Regions from separate parts of the Homo sapiens genome. Here regions 1 and 3 are each linked to region 2. Evidence: read pairs that join two places in POLR2A ChIA-PET (ENCODE). Cell type or tissue: PC-9. All regions are shown on one strand. Region 1 overlaps PIBF1 (progesterone immunomodulatory binding factor 1). Region 2 overlaps KLF5 (KLF transcription factor 5). Region 3 has its middle 160 kb from the start of KLF5.

What was found. ChIA-PET counts read pairs that join two places held together with the same protein. Peaks named below come from ENCODE experiments on the same cell type or tissue, not always from the same donor. Only the 100,000 strongest peaks of a DNase experiment are listed, where the experiment ranks them.
Region 1: POLR2A ChIA-PET joins it to region 2 with 10 read pairs; 5 of 35 experiments call an interaction of 5 or more read pairs at or near these places.
Region 3: POLR2A ChIA-PET joins it to region 2 with 13 read pairs; 6 of 35 experiments call an interaction of 5 or more read pairs at or near these places.

Annotation. Positions count from the first base shown.
Region 1 is chr13:72,839,516-72,842,015 of GRCh38, forward strand. All of the region lies in intron 9 of PIBF1 (progesterone immunomodulatory binding factor 1), which reads left to right. Among named protein-coding and RNA genes, the nearest start is that of PIBF1, 59 kb to the left of the region's middle. In PC-9, CTCF peaks have their summits at 524 (motif pointing right) and 725; no DNase peak of the experiment used is centred here.
Region 2 is chr13:73,068,557-73,071,056 of GRCh38, forward strand. All of the region lies in intron 3 of KLF5 (KLF transcription factor 5), which reads left to right. Among named protein-coding and RNA genes, the nearest start is that of KLF5, 11 kb to the left of the region's middle. In PC-9, no CTCF peak of the experiment used is centred here; a DNase peak (open chromatin) is centred at 1,095; H3K27ac peaks cover 1,709 bases.
Region 3 is chr13:73,215,585-73,218,084 of GRCh38, forward strand. No RefSeq gene overlaps it. Among named protein-coding and RNA genes, the nearest start is that of KLF5, 160 kb to the left of the region's middle. In PC-9, no CTCF peak of the experiment used is centred here; no DNase peak of the experiment used is centred here.

The DNA of each region.
Region 1 (2,500 bases), 230 kb before region 2:
GTGGTATAGATAGTATTATTACTATTTTACAAATAAGTACTGTTGGTTCTGTGGTTCAATTCTGTTGTGGATTTAATAGGCTTTTGTTGACTGATATAATAACTTTAAAATATATGGGAACTTCCTATGGTTATTCCTAAGCAATCCACATAGCCATATAAACTTTGGTATGTAATCATCTTGAAAATTTCCTCATTTTTTAGGTTTTTGCTGTTTTTTAAAAAAAAATCTTTAAAGTTTATCCCATTGTAACATAAATGTGGTTGGTAGGGGTAGGTTGGTAGGTAAGGCTGTGTGGGGAAACAACCAACAGAGCCGTTTCTGGAAGTAGGAAAACTGAAAGCAGATGTCCTTGTCTCCTTGTCTCCAGTGTTCTTCTGACCCCCTATCCACATCAAAATGGACACTACCTAACCAGGGGATTCCTGGGATTGGGGCTGCCCTGTGGATGCCCCAGCCAGCCACAGGGCTCAGAATTGATTGGATGTATACTGAGGCTAGAGTGGACAATTGCCACCAGGTGGTGCCAAATTGCAGCCTGAGCCCAGATGAATTTGAATTTCACAGGACACCTAACTAGCTAGGTGTACAGGCTTGCCTTTATCATTTTAATCTCACAGTAATCCAACTCTATGTTTTATGTAATCTTTGGGGATCATAGTTTCTTCATTATGGCAGATTTAACTGTAGTTAGAGCTTGTATCATACTAATCTTCCACACAGTAAAAAGTAAATTATAAATTACTTCTTTTGAAATCTTAGAACTTAAAATGGCTAAAGAAAGAATTTTAATATTTCCTGTTATAAAACATGAAATTCATAATAAGTTTACACATTTAAGGTTGTGTGTGTGTGTTTAGGTAAATTAATCTTTTGCTTTGGCCTGAGATGTGTAATTATGTTAATTACTAGTATTTTATCAAAGTGTGCTGTTACAATAAGTTGAAATGGATGAAGTACTTACACTTGCATATTTATATTTGGTCTCCTTATCTCTCCCCCAATAAACTTTTTTTTTTTTTTTTTTTGACGGAGTCTTGCTCTGTCACCCAGACTGGAGTGCAGTGGCGTGATCTCAGCTCACTGCAACCTCCACCTCCCGAGTCCAAGCGATTCTCCTGTCTCAGCCTTCTGAGTAGCTGGGATTACAGGTTCGCGCCACCACGCCCGGCTAATTTTCATATTTTTAGTACGGATGGGGTTTCACCATCTGTTGGCCAGGCTGTTCTCAAACTCCTGACCTCAGGTAGTCTGCCTGCCTCGGCCTCCCAAAGTGCTGGGATTACAGGCGTGAGCCACCATGCCCGGCCCCAATAAACATTTTCTAAAGAAACTGAAATGATGATTAATGAAATATATTTTGCCTTTAATTTGTTGTCTATACATTGGAGGATATTAAAAGGATACTTTTTCTTTTCTCTTCTTTAATATGGAAAAGGCACATGGAACTTACTCTGTCCAATCTTGGTATCTGACCTGCAGTCATTCCACTAGTTCTTGAAGTTAAAGTATTGAGAGAAAAGAAAGAGAGTAGAAGATATAAAGACTTAAGAAAAGGGCAATTATAAATGAAGAGAGAACTTGGATATTTAGATACATCAAACATACTGTAGTTGAAATTATAATATGTATGTATGCTTTGGTCCAGTTTGTGAATTAAGCTTTTTTGTCTTTTCTGTATTTTCTAGTTACTTAAAATTCCACTTTGGAGCTGTAGGAAATGAGTGAAAGGTACTACAGTGCTGAGATGTATTATATAAATAACTTCTTGCTTAGTAGGTATTATGTGACAGAAATGTTATGGACCCTCTTATGCATTTGGAAATAAGACATTCTGTGAGTGGGAGTATATTATGAAAGAGATTTGGATCAAAAGACTGAACTTGATCCTGGTTCTACCACTTACTAGCTCAGCAGATAAGTCACTTAATATCCCTGAAGTTTAATTTCTTCTTTTATAAAATGGGCTAATAGGCTAGGTGTGGTGGCTAACACCTGTAATACCAACACTTTGGGAGACTGAGGCAGATGGATTGCTTAAGTCTAGGAGTTCGAGACCAGCCTGGGCAACATGGCAGAACCCCGTCTCTAGTGAAAATACAAAAAAAATTAGCCAGGCGTGGTGGCACAGGCCTGTAGTCCTATTAAGGAGGCTGAGGTGGGAGGATCACCTGAGCCTGGGAGGTCAAGGCTGCACTGAGCCAAGATCATGCCATTTGCACTCCACCCTGGGCAAATGGAGTGAGACCCTGTCTCAAAAAATAATAATAACTAACTAATAATACTTTTTAGGGTGGCCCGTGAGGTCTAAATGAAATAATATATGCAAAAAGTACATTATAAATTATAGATGTAGATGAGTTATTTTGGTACCTTGTGCCTATGTAGAATACTTGAAGAAAATATTTTCATCTGTTATGTTGACAGTTTAAGGAAAATCACCATTATATAAAAGTCATCTGATAATATTATGGGATTATTTATCATTAGAAGATACTAA
Region 2 (2,500 bases):
AGTCAGGCGTGGTGGCACATGCCTGTAGTCCCAGTTACTCAGGAGGCTGAGGCAAGAGACTCGTTTGAACCCACGAGGCGGAGGTTGCAGTGAGCTGAGATCGTGCCACTGCACTCCAGCCTGGGCAACAGAGTGAGACTCCATCTCAAAAAAAAAAAAAAAAAAAAAAATTCCTTTCTAGGTCTTTGCTCCAAAGTCATTTTTCATGGAATATATTAAACATAGCTTTTGGTTTTAAAATCTCGATAATATTTGGCTGGGCGCGGTGGCGGCTCACGCCTGTAATCCCAGCTCTTTGGGAGGCGGAGGCAGGTGGATCACCTGAGTTCAGGGGTTCGAGACCAGCCTGGCCAACATAGTGAAACCCTGTCTCTACTAAAAATACAAAAATTAGCTGGGCATGGTGGCACATGCCTATAGTCCCAGCTACTTGGGAGCCTGATGCAGGAGAATTGCTTGAACCTGGGAGGCAGAGGTTGTGGTGAGCCAAGATCATGCCACCACACTCCAGCCCGGACAACAGAGCAAGACTCCATCTGAAAAAATAATAATAATAAAAAATAAAAAATCGATAATATTGACAATAAAGATATTTTCATTGCAGGTACTTACTAAAAGCAACATTCAGTGTTCTGAACATAAGTTACTCTTCTTTTTGTGGAACTGTGGGAAAAGGGTAAAAGGCTTTTTAGGAAAACTGTATACAAAGGTTTTCACTCTGGGCCTTAATGGATGGAGATCTTACAATGTGAATCGAGAAATAATAGTGGTTAAATGTGTAACCTGTTTTATTGGTAGAGATAACACAGGCAAAATCTTTTTTGCAGGAAGAGATTTAGGACTCAGTGGTTTTTTGAGTCTCTATTTGAAAACTATTGCAGAGGAAGTATCACATTTATTAGCCTTTAGTATTAGATTTTATTAAACATTCTTTTCATTCTTTTCCATTTTTTTTTCATTTGCAGCTTTGAAATTTATTTTGTGTATTGATAATTTCAAACAATTTTTTTTTAAAGTAGTAGCTTAAGAGACTTGCTGGTTCAGACCCCAGGAAAGGTATTTATGAGCATGAAAGCTTAGAAGCAATTTCTTTTTAATGACTCACTGGGAAGATTAAACTTTGCTTCTAGGACTTGTTCTTTCTTCTGAGAAACATTTACATAGGAAATTGATTAAACATTGTTTAGAGATGATAAAGCTTATCAAAAGTTAAGTATAATTTGATTCAGCAAATATTTTTTACTGGTTTTGTGGAGAATCCAAAGATGAATAATCTCTTCTTGCCCTTTTGTTCATAGACTAAATAGAATTGCTGGAGTGGAGATAGAAATAATTAGTCTTGAAAGTAGAGAGTAATGTTTTTAAAAAATAATAATACAGTCACCCAAGAATTTGGCAGATATTTTTGGTTCTATAGAATGTAGTAGCTGTTTACTTGATGGCCTACATCGTTTCTAGTGAAAGATTAGAAATAATGTCCTACTTTAGTAAAAGTATCTCCGTAGCAGCATTCCTAGTCTGTTAGCCAGTATTATTTATATTCAAGGATCTCAAACAACAACTCTTATTAAGGATAAGTTACAGTTTTAGAAGTGCACAGTAGGTAACTTTTACCTAAAAATATCTATATAGAAGAATAAATTTATTTTTGGCTACTTTATGAAAAGGTAAACCTTTACGAGTTGGGAGGAGACCTACTGGTCAGGGTCACCATGTGAAGTGCAAATTAAAGGGAAGGTTATCTAGTACTCATTCCATACTGGGAAAAAATGAAAATAGAGGATTTTTCTGTTTTGCTTACAAAAAGAAAAGGTGAAATTCCTCATTGACACTTTAACGTCAGTGCGAACTCCCATTATAAGAAAGTGAATCCGAGTGTTGTCTCGTTATCAGGAGACGGAAGAATTGGTATTTGATTTCATTAACTCTATTAATGACAGGGGATAGTCTTCATAATGTTTACTGGGAACCCAGAGGAGAAGTAGCAGTAGTTTAGGAGCCCAGAGATTCCAAATCTCTGCTAGGATGTAGACTGTAAGTGTAACCCCTGACATCGTGATCCCACCCATTCCCTCTCTGGGTTTGGCAGATCAGTGCTTTCTGGCCCTGGGAGAAGTCCCCTCGCTGCCTTTGACCAGTGCTAGGGGCTCTAGTATGTCTTGGCTTTCCTGAAGTCCAGTCCAGTTCTACCTAAGACAATTTGTTTAAACAGAGTTTATCCCTGTATAACTTCAGAATGGACAATAACTCATTCGATTATTTTCTCTGGAAGTGGCTCAAAACATGGTTCTCACCTAAATGCGTATTACCAGATTACTCTCAGTGGTCCTGGGCAGGGCAAAGCCAGGCAAAAGCCCTGCTGCAGGAGGGTCCACAGAAGAATAAAAAGCTGACAGCCTCACAAGAACCTTTTATGCCTTCCCTCCTTTTCTTTAATCAGAATAACTGAGTTGTTTTCAAGATGCATTAGGGAAAGTGTGGCATTACAGCAGGAATAGAA
Region 3 (2,500 bases), 150 kb after region 2:
TTCATTTAATGTCTTTGGGGGCTACTTTCTCTGTCAGGTACTAGGGGAAAGATCAGGAAGTTCCAGAAGCCCAGGTTGTTAGTAATCGCTGTTTCTTTCTTTCCTTTTTCTTTTCTTTTTTTTCTTTTTTTGAGATAGGGTCTTGCTCTGTTGCGTAGGCTGGACTGCAGTGGCACAATCACAGCTCACTGCAGCCTCGAACTCCTGGGCTCAAGCAGTTCTCCTGCTTCAGCCTCCTGAGTAGCTAGGACCACAGGTGTATGCCACTATGCCTGGTTAATTTTTTATCTTTTGTAGAGATGAGGTCTTACTATGCTGCCCAGGCTAGTATTGACTCAAGCAGTCCTCCTCCCTTGGCGTCCTACAGTGCTGGGATTACAGACATGAGCCACTGCGCCCGGCCCAGTAACCTGCAAGTTTCTTAATTGAGAAACGGGAAATGGCTAGAACCTACAAGGAATGTAACTCATTCCCTTCATACTTGAGGAACCACAGCTTCAGGGAAGGAATGAGAGCACTGGTCTTCGGCATAATTGTGATCACAAACATATGACATGAAATGTGAGCATTGGCAAAGACATCCCGTCAATTCACTTAATTTATTTTTTGATTGCCTTCAAGAAGTAGATATTGAAGGACATTCAGATCATGTTTTACAACCAGTATAGGAAAAGATTGGAAGTATTTTAAAACACTCCCCTTTCCTTTTTTTTTTTTTTTTTTTTTTTGGACTTGGGGCATAAGGAAGAAGGTACTTTTTATTTGAACGGCCAGGTGGTGAGAAGGGGAAGGAAGAGCTGTTTGATCAATAATGATTTATTAATCCAGAGGCCACATACTATAGTCATTTCTTCGGTAAAAGTCTAATTGACGTCAATGACTTTGAACATTCTTACTGATTGCCTTTGCGTTCAGTCTTATCTCAGTTTCATCATACCACTAACCACCTCCTTTTACCTTCAAACAATGGCCTCACCAAGCCACTTCTGAGCATGCCCCAGGCTTACTTTCCTAGGGAAAAATTGAGGATTACCTCACTTTCCTGAAAACGTGTCCAACAGAAACAGAGCACTTCTTTCTATGAAAAGCAGACAGCAATATTAACATTTGCCAATTTAGTTGGTGATTTGCTCAATTCAAGGACCACAGAATGTTTGTAGTAGGGCTAAATGTGTAGCCGGGTAGTTTTTGGGAGGCTGTTTTTGTCTTGTATATATTTTTAGCAAGTGAGAAATAGTGATCTCTCATATAAAACAGATGTGTGGTTTGCACAAAATTAAAATGATTTGTCCTTTGCTAGGCAAAATAGAAGTAGTGAGTGATGCAATATTTCAACTAAAAGATATATTATAGAACATTAACATATCAAGTTAGAAGAATGTTCTTTGCAAGCAAAAACATTGATTCATTAAAAAAACTTTTCAAAATAGAATTGTTCATAACTTATTATTGCTGTTCCCATAAAAATATTTTCTGTTTAAATTCATAACAAACATTCTTAGGAGGCGAAATGTCTTTTCTATGTCCCATTTAACAATGTAATTACTTTGTTTTCAAAACCTCATTTTATTCTAGCTGGAAGATATACGATCTTGTTATACAAAACAACCACTTCATCTCTACAGAATCTTATTATTGGAATATATGATTGTAAGTTTCTATAGAGGGTGGGAAGTATAACCTTTGTCTAGTTTAGATTACATGCCATGCAGCTGAAGCCTTGTCTTCAGAAAGATTATATAGGAATTACTTCAATAAAGTTATAAACACAGCTTGTATGTTAGGACATTACAGCTTTATTTATTTATTTTTTTAAAATACAAATTCCAAAGTCCCATCCCTAGAAATTCTGATTTTAAGTAAGTCAGGAATGGGACCAAGGAATCTGTATTTTTGTTTTTTTCTTTTGAGAAAGGGTCTCACTCTGTCACCCTGGCTGGAGTGCAGTGACATGATCTCGGTTCACTGCAACCTCCGCTTTCCAGGTTCAAGAGATTGTCCTGCCTCAGCCTCCTGAGTAGCTGGGACTACAGACACGCACCACCATGCCTGGCTAGTTTTTGTATTTTTAGTAGAGAAGGGGTTTCGCCATGTTGGCCAGGCTGGTCTTGAACTCCTGACCTCAAGTGACCTGCCCACCTCGGCCTCCCAAAGTGCTGGGATTACAGCTGTGAGTCACTGTGCCTGGCCATTTACAGCTTTTGATAGAAATGTGTTCATTTGTATTATTCTGTGATGAGACTACTAAATACTATTCTTCATAAGTGACCCATCCTAATTATATATGTTTAATAAAAAAATGGGAAAAGATAGAATGTGGGATAAAATTGTGAGTGTGTGATTTGACAAGGTGAAGTGTAACCAGGTGTAGATGCTGCAGCTTGAATATGTGACCTTTACAAGGTCTGTGTGGTTCTGTGATGTTCCCCAAGACTCTGCAGTTATCATCACACATGAACACCACTGACCTAAGATCCTCCTGGCTCTATGTCTTTGAGAT